Regions from separate parts of the Homo sapiens genome. Here region 1 is linked to region 2. A link is a contact called in ENCODE Hi-C or POLR2A ChIA-PET data. All regions are on one chromosome and are shown on one strand. Each heading gives the region's core, a stretch centred on a gene start or an enhancer-like site at or near the end of the contact. The rest is flanking DNA. Distances are from core to core; before and after follow the strand shown.

What was found. Hi-C counts contacts between places; a loop is a spot of excess contacts on that map. ChIA-PET counts read pairs that join two places held with the same protein, here RNA polymerase II (POLR2A). Pooled maps may share reads with other maps.
Region 1: a loop to region 2 is called in a map of PC-3, with 8 times the contacts of the local background. The contact joins two enhancer-like sites. A Hi-C loop is called at or near these places in 3 of 168 maps with a recorded cell type or tissue (PC-3, heart left ventricle and mammary epithelial cell) and 1 of 50 pooled maps. POLR2A ChIA-PET finds 5 or more read pairs at or near these places in 9 of 52 experiments (A673, AG04449, BJ and 6 more).

The regions. Positions count from the first base shown.
Region 1 is chr16:68,950,938-68,955,063 of GRCh38, forward strand. The region is part of intron 14 of TANGO6 (transport and golgi organization 6 homolog); the gene reads left to right. Among named protein-coding and RNA genes, the nearest start is that of TANGO6, 110 kb to the left of the region's middle. Within about 2 kb of position 1,679, at least 3 of the 41 ENCODE cell types and tissues checked have a DNase peak (open chromatin) inside an H3K27ac peak, as active enhancers do.
Region 2 is chr16:68,899,988-68,904,162 of GRCh38, forward strand. It overlaps TANGO6 (transport and golgi organization 6 homolog), which reads left to right. Exons shown (of 18, transcript NM_024562.2): 8 at 447-559; 9 at 2,341-2,517. Among named protein-coding and RNA genes, the nearest start is that of TANGO6, 59 kb to the left of the region's middle. Within about 2 kb of position 2,549, at least 2 of the 41 ENCODE cell types and tissues checked have a DNase peak (open chromatin) inside an H3K27ac peak, as active enhancers do.

The sequences.
Region 1 (4,126 bases), core at 429-2,928, 50 kb after region 2:
GGACTATGAAAGATGGGTGGGCAGGATTTAGACACTCAAATGAGTGTGAGGGGATTGAAGCTGAGGGAAAAGCAAAGGTAGGAAGATGTTCAAGAGTGGGGCCAGACCAGGTGCTGTGGCTGCTGCCTGTAATCCCAGCACTTTGGGAGGTCGATGTGGACGATCACTTGAGCCCAGTAGTTTAAGACCAGCCTGGACAACATGGCAAAATCCTGTCTCTATAAAAATTTTAAAAATTAGCCGGGTGTGGTAGCGCATGCCTATAGTCCCAGCTACTCTGGAGGCTGAAGTGGGAGAATCACTTGAGCCCAAGAGGTCAAGACTGCAGCAAGCTGTGATCATACAACTGCACTCCAGCCTGGGTGACAGAGACCCTGTCTCAAAAAAAAAAGGCAGGGTGGGGGGGTTGGGCAAATATAAAGTATAACAGAAGGGAAGCAGTTCAGGTTGTTAGTGGAGCAAAATGGGCATGAAGGCAAGGTATAGGAGTCAGTATCTTCATCTCCCATTTTTCAGACAAAGAAACCAGGGCTAAGAGGCCAACTGCTTGGCCAACCAGTATGTAATAGAGGCTGGATTCAACTCCAAAGCCAAGGCCCTTATTTATGCCTCTGTACTTCCTTCCTTTTTCCATTGCATTTTCTCACCTTTGTCACAACACCATGGCCTCTGTTCTTTTTTTTTTTTTTTTTTGAGACAGAGTCTCGCTCTATCGCCTAAGCTAGAGTGCAGTGGCGTGATCTCAGCTCACTGCAAGCTCTGCCTTCCCGGTTCACACCATTCTCCTGCCTCAGCCTCCTGAGTAGCTGGGACTACAGGCACCCGCCACCACGCCCAGCTAATTTTTTGTATTTTTAGTAGAGACGAGGTTTCACCGTGTTAGCTAGGATGGTCTCGATCTCCTGACCTTGTGATCCACCCGCCTCGGCCTCCCAAAGTGCTGAGATTACAGGCGTGAGCCACCACACCTGGCCAGCCTCTGCTCTTACGGATGGTAAAATTAAACCATGGAACCATGGATCATGACATTTTCAGTGAAGCAATTAAATACTTCTTAATTTCATGGCTTCTGGGGCTCCTTTAAAGTCCCTCACCTCCTATTCATATAGACTAGCTGTCACAAAGGCAGGATTCATGACCAAGAAGGCAACATGAGATACCTCCAGGTAAAGAGTCAGTTGCTTAAATGTCCACTTTACAAGCTATTAAGGAGGTCTAAGTACCTTCCCTGCAGAACAGCGATTTAAATTTTGCCCTGGAGCCACCCTTTCTCTAGTAAAGTTGGAATTTGAAGGCAAGTTAAGGAGGATGGAGTAGTGAGAGAGCTTGTAAGTAAAACAGCAAGTCCCTCTTCAGACTTCCCCTTAAATACAGCATCCCACACTCTCTAAGTAATCCATGGTTTTTACTGGAGCTTTATTGCAGTATCAGCTAGAGGTGCACCCTGCTTTTGTGTTTCCCTCCCCAACTAAAGAGCAAGCAGCCTATGTCACCCTTCATCTCAAATACAAATTAAAATTCCTAATCTCACCAGATGTGATTAAGATGATACTTGAAGCTGTTCACACACTTAGTAAGCCCAATTATATTTTTTATTAACACTGACATAGTTCCTTTTGTTGGTGAATCATAACTTTACAATTTTTAACTGAATGAAGCATCAATTACCCCCTCTCAGGTCACGTTGAGAACTTGGCAGTGGTGGAAGGTAAACTTAAATGGTGTCTGTACAGTTTGGGCAACACATTTTTAGATTTTTACATTAGGCTTTTGTGCTTCCTGACCTTGTGGTATCTCTCCTGCCCCAGAGGAGGATTGAAGGTTGGGAATGAATTGAGCCTCAGGGAATGAATCACAACCCCTTGAGCTGCCAAAGACCTCATTAGGTCATCTCTCTGTCCACCTGCTGGGACATGATTGCTAAGGTGTTTCTTAGGAGAAAGCTGTTTTAGAATCACTTTTGTACTTTGTGTTCAACTTTTGTTTTCCACTATTGATAACCTTTAAATAGGGACAAAAAGAGAATTGTAAAATATTTTCTTTGGCAATTAGGGTTTTCTTTTTGTTGTTGTTGTTAATGGCTTAAAATGTTCATTCACTCAACAGGTATTTTTTATTATTATTATTATTATTATTATTATTATTATTATTATTTTGTGTGTGTGAGACGGAGTCTTGCTCTGTCTCCCAAGCTGGAGTGCAGTGGCACAATCTTGGCTCACTGCAACCTCTGCCTCCCAGGTTCGAGCGATTCTCCTGCCTCGGCTTCCTGAGTAACTGGGATTACAGGCACGCACCACCACGCCTGGCTAGTTTTTTGTATTTAGCAGAGACAGGGTTTCGCCATGTTGGCCAGGCTGATCTCGAATTCCTGACCTCAGGTGATACACCTGCCTCGGCCTCCCAAAGTGCTGGGATTATAGGCGTGAGCCACTGCACCCGCCTCAACAGATATTTATTGAGCACTGCTATGTTTGAGGGTGCTGTGCAAGGTACAACACTGAGAAAAACAGTCATGTCTTGCCTTCATGGAGTTTACAGTTGGAGAAGAGCAAATGATACAAAATCACACAAATGTAAAACATGGTTTTGACACAGGTGCTCTAAATAAAAGGTACATGGTGTTCTCTCACTAACTCCATCCTCCTTAACTTGCCTTCAGATTCCAACTTTACTAGATAAAGGGTGGCTCCAGGGCAAAATTTAAATAGCCGTTCTGTAGGGAAGATACTTAGACCTCCTTAATAGCTTGTAAAGTAGACATTTAAGCAACTGACTCTACCTGGAGGTATCTCATACTGTCTTCTTGGTCGTGAAACCCGCCTTTGTGACAGCTAGTCTATATGAATAGGAGGAGAAGGACTTGAAATGAGCCCCAGAAACCATGAAATTAAGATGTATTTAATTGCTTCACTAAACATGTTTTAGGGACATTTTCCCTGACAGCAAGGGAACGAGGCAGTAACCCATCAGTGAGGATCTGTGGGTAGTTAGGAATTAACCTAGTAAAGAAGGGAGGAGACCAGGCACAGTGGCTCATGCCTGTAATCCCAGCACTTTCGGAGGCCGAGGTGGGCGGATCACTTGAGGTCAGGAGTTCGAGACCAGCCTGGCCAACATGGTGAAACCTCGTCTCTACTAAAAATACAAAAAAAAAGAAAAGTTAGCTGGGTGTGGTGGTGTGTGCCTGTAATCCCAGCCACTTGGGAGGCTGAGGCAGGAGAATTGCTTCAACCCAGGAAGCAGAGGTTGCAGTGAGCTGAGATCGTGCCACTACACTCCAGCCTGAGCAACAGAGCAAGACTCCATCTCAAAAAAAAAAAAAAAAAAAGGAAGGAGGAAAGAGTGTTGTAGGATGCGAAACAGCAAAGCAGCAGGACTACAGCAGGGAGGAGCAGGAGGCAAGAACTGCATGAACGCCTGTGCCCTCCAGACCCTTAGGATCAGTAAGGAGGGGCATGGGTGAGTGGGTTTGGAGCACCAGGCAACCCACTCTAACCAGATGGCTCTCCTTTTCTCTCTTTCATCAAGCCCTCTCTTAAGATTTCATGGAAAAACAAAGTTCTGCTGCTCAAAAGAAAAAAAAAGTTTTGAGAACTCACTGTCAGGCTATGTACGTGCCTAGCGAGAAAGTTTTATACCACATTTCATGTGTCATGCCACATACACACCCTTCCTCACCTCTTCACCACTGATGGAGAATTCAGTCTCTCCTTAAGCCTACTTTCATAAAATGCAATGAGAATGTTTGGATATCTGTACAAATTTCTGAGCTTGGTTGTCCAACACACAGCCCTTAACCATTATGAAAAACATCCTAATTGCAGATTAAAAAGGTAAAAAACCATATGGCATTATTTTAGGCCAGTGGGTTTTAAGTAATTTTTTAGCGGTGGAATCCATTTTCAAATGAGATCTAACATGAAGGCATCAAAAACTCAGGTGATTTTTATTTTCTTCTTTGTGTCTTTTATATTTTTCATGTTTTCTAATATGAACACGTATTGATTTTATAATAAGAAGAGAATGTTTTTAAAATTACATGGCTGTTTAGGGAAACTGAATTGTTTCATGACAACAAGGTTCAGGGACTAGTACAGATTGAAACAGATGGCTTCCCTCGGTG
Region 2 (4,175 bases), core at 1,299-3,798:
AGTAAGCAGTGTTTTGGGTTTGGTTTGATTTTCCAAATCCAGTTTTAAGTTTTTCCCTTTGGTAGTAATTACTTGTTCCTAATAGCAGGGCCTTCAGCAGTAGGACAGTTATCATATGGTTACACAATAGGTAAATTAGGAAACTCAGACATAGCCAAAAGTAGGAAAGGAAGAGGTCAGAAAGCGGGGTAGTTGACCTATTCTGGGCAGTTCTAGGGACTGCACACATGAAATGGTGCTGCTCCAGTTCACTGTCTTGTTTCAGCCTGTCTGCCAAACTCAAATTGTTTCATTGCCATATCTGAGCACATCTTTGGAGCTAAAATGGTGTGATTCGGATGAGATATTGCTTAAGACGCTGAGCCCTGCTAGGTGTTTGGTGTGTGATTCCCGTTGCTCTGGCCAGGCAGTCATGGGATTATTCTTCACCATTTCCTTTTTTCTAGGTGTACGTGGTTGGGAATGAACCTTTAACAGTTTTGATGGATTCCCTGCTTCCAGTCCTGGGAGTGCTTTTTCTTCTCTACTGTTTTACTAAGCAGAGTGTGTCTCACATAAGGTAAACAATCAAGGGACCCTTATTTGTTTATAAATTGTGACGTCTTTTTTGCATGTTGTTTTTGTTCTTATTTTGAATTTATATTTGCCACTTTGAAATTATCATTTCCTTTCAAAGTCAGGAAAACACTGGGATCTTCCTATTTTGCTCATCTAGAAGAGAACAAGAATTTTGCAGATCACAGGGCATTGGATACAGTTTTTAGAATGACTTTCCTCAGCCTCTGTCCTAAATCTCAAAGACAAAATCTCTGTTTACATGTGTAAACATGCCACTTTTCGATCAGTGAGAAATACTGCAATTACATGTCTAGGAAGAAGGAAATAGGGGATGGATCATAATGACCTTGTGGGGAGTTAGAAAACACATTTGGGAAATCTAGATCTGAATGTGGCACTTTGTAATTTAGCCTAGGATTTGGTGTTGGTGATGCAGTGTGTTGTTTAGATAGAAGGGATTTCTTAGTCATCCAGAAAATACTCCTTTGTCGTAGAATTTAAGTAGGATTCATTTTGTATCAGCTCTATTTTCACAGTAATTTATGTTGTTTCTTCCTCCAGGTAAGAGTTATCTTATCTCAAGTCCTATAGAATTACGATTTTTGGTGTTTGGAGATCCTCACATGTAATCCAATATGCAATAATAGTACCTTCTTCACAGAGTTATTGTGAAGACTAAATATGCATTAATGTGTTTAGTACAGTCCCCGGCAAATAGTAAGCTCAATAAATGGTAGCTATCATTATCACCATTGCTAAGTGGTGAAGGAAAACACCATCTTTTGTACTATTCAAAGCTTACATAGTTCCCCTGGCTCTTCAGCTTGAGTCAGCACATCCTTGTATCCCACAGCTGCAATGGCAACGACAAGAGAGAATGCATTGGAAGAGGGAGGCTGTACATCTGTGAACTTGGTTTCAAGGGACAGTCCACAAAATAACTCTTGTTTTTGTTTTTTTTGAGACGGAGTCTCGCTCTGTTGCCCAGACTGGGGTGCAGTGGTGCGATCTCGGCTCACTGCAACCTCTGCCTCCTGAGTTCAGGCGATTCTCCTGCCTCAGCCTCCTGGGTAGCTGGGCTTATAGGCACCTTCCACCATGCCCGGCTAATTTTTGTAGTTTTAGTAGAGACAGTGTTTCACCATGTGGCCAGCCTGGTCTCGAACTCCTGACCTCAGGTGATCCACCCACCTCAGCCTCACAAAATGCTGGGATTACAGGCGTGAGCCACCGCACCTGGCCTCTTGTTTTTGTTTTAAAACTCAAGTCCTCACAGCACTGTCATGTTCTCATCAGAGACTGACAAGGAACATGTGAACGATGATTTAGTTCCTCTTCTAGTTGATTGGCACAGATGAAAGGGGTTGAGGAATCAGCAATATTTTGTTGGTATGCTGTTTCTTGGTCTCCAGCTGTTGGTCTTGCTGAGAGTAGATGATTTTTATCCGTGTATACTTTCTTTGACAGTGCCTGATGCAAAGGCAGTAGTACACTTGGAATTACCAAAAAAAAAAAAAAAAAAAATCACGTGGGGCTCATGTGGCAAATCAGGGTTGCTGCCAGAGCCAAGGATTAGTCAGTCACTCATTGAATTTCAGGATATTTGCATTCTGAAATTCACAAGAAGCATACTTTCCATTCCTGCATTTCAGTAGTACTAGGAGATTGTGCCAGCATTTAAAATGCAGTGGAACCTGACAGCCTTTCTTTCTTTTTTTATGTTAGCTTGTTAGATGCATGGAGTAAGATGACAAGCTCATTCATAACTGCTTTTTCTGCCAGGTCACTTTGCCAAGAAATCTTATTATGGATTCTGGGGAAGCTGGAAAGGAAGAAGGCAATTGCCAGCCTGAAAGGATTTGCAGGGTTGGACAAAGCTGTGCCCTCTCTCCATTCTCTGTGTCAGTTTAGAGTTGCCACTCAAGGTGGCATTATGATTACCATCAAAGAGGCCATTAGGTGAGTCCACCCATCCGTTACTGTTCTCTTCAGATTTAGTTCCGCCCAAAAGGCCATTCAGTGATTCAACCACTAAGGGGCGCTGATAGAAAAGAAACCAGAAACTCAAGTGGCTCAGGTGCCTGCTATTTATATTCTCTAAATGAAACGTGAGCCTTAAATAATCCTCCAGGTTTTTTCCTAAGATGCCTGCTAATAGTTGGTGCAATTTACTGGAGCCTCACAGCTCTGCATCACAACAAGCCCACTTACTCCACCATCTTTGCCAGTTAATCAGAGTAAAGGGCAGACACATGTTCACCCTTAACACCATAATAATCCAATTATCTTTCTGACTCTCAAAATGGTATATGTGTGTGTTTATAGTCAGACTTATTCCTGAGGGAAATTGTCTAATAGCTATCTTTTATGGTAATTTTATGATGGAAATTTGTTTCTCATAGGGATTGATTAGAAAGTGCTTAATAAATATTAGTGGAATGGATCATTTATTTCTCCAGCATCTCACAATTGCATATTTTAAATTATTTCCACTTTCTGGATGATCTAATGTTATTACCTCAGAACGTAAATTCCTGTTGGTCATAGTCCATGTAACATTCATGGGTGACTGCTATCCTGTTTGGATTTCACATCACATTCAAAGTGCTGCTGTTTGTTGAAGTGTTGAAATATAATTATATATTCATGGTTAACTTGGTAAAGTTGTAAAACACCCCTTCAGTTTGATGGACTTGAGGAAAATAGAAAAACACATAGATTGCAAACAGAATTATCAGTACAAACGCAAGCTGCTATTCTGCCCAGCAACAGTTATCAAGAAGATGTTTTTGGCCAGGCACGGTGGCTCACACCTGTAATCCCAGCACTTTAGGAGGCTGAGGCGGGTGGATCACCTGAGGTTAGGAGTTTGAGACCAGCCTGGCCAACATGGTGAAACCCCATCTCTATTAAAAATACAAAAATTAGCCAGGCATGGTAGTGCATGCCTGTAGGCCTAGCTACTTGTGAGGCTGAGGCAAAAGAATTGCTTGAATCAGGAGGTGGAAGTTACAGTGAGCTGGGATCGTACCACTGCACTCCAGCCTGGGCAACAGGGCGAGACCATCTCAAAAAAAAAAAAAAAAAAAAGAAGGACCAGGCGTGGTGGCTCACACCTGTAATCCCAGCACTTTGGGAGGCCGAGGTGGGTAGATCACTTGAGGTCAGGAGTTCAAGACCAGCCTGGCCAACATGGTGAAACCCCATCTCTACTAAAAATATAAAAATTAGCCGGTTGTGGTGGCTGGCGCCTGTAGTCACAGCTACTCAGGAGGCTGAGGCAGGACTGTCACTCGAACCCAGGAGATGAAGGTTGCAGTAAGCCAAGATTGCGCCACTGCACTTCAGCCTAGGTGACAGAGTGAGACTCTGTCTCAAAAAAAAAAAAAGAAGTTTATTTAAAGAAACTCTATAAGAGCAGCTTGGATTTTATATCTTTAGATCCAGAGTTTTTACTTTTCTGGAATTAAATATAATTGTTTGGAATTTACTCTTTATTGTTGAATTTTAAAGCGTGACTAAAGTAGTGCTTCTTAAGATAATTGTCATGTGTTTTTGTTTTGTTTTGTTTTGTTTTTTGGTGCTGAGTGTTGCTCTGTCGCTCAGACTGGAGTGCA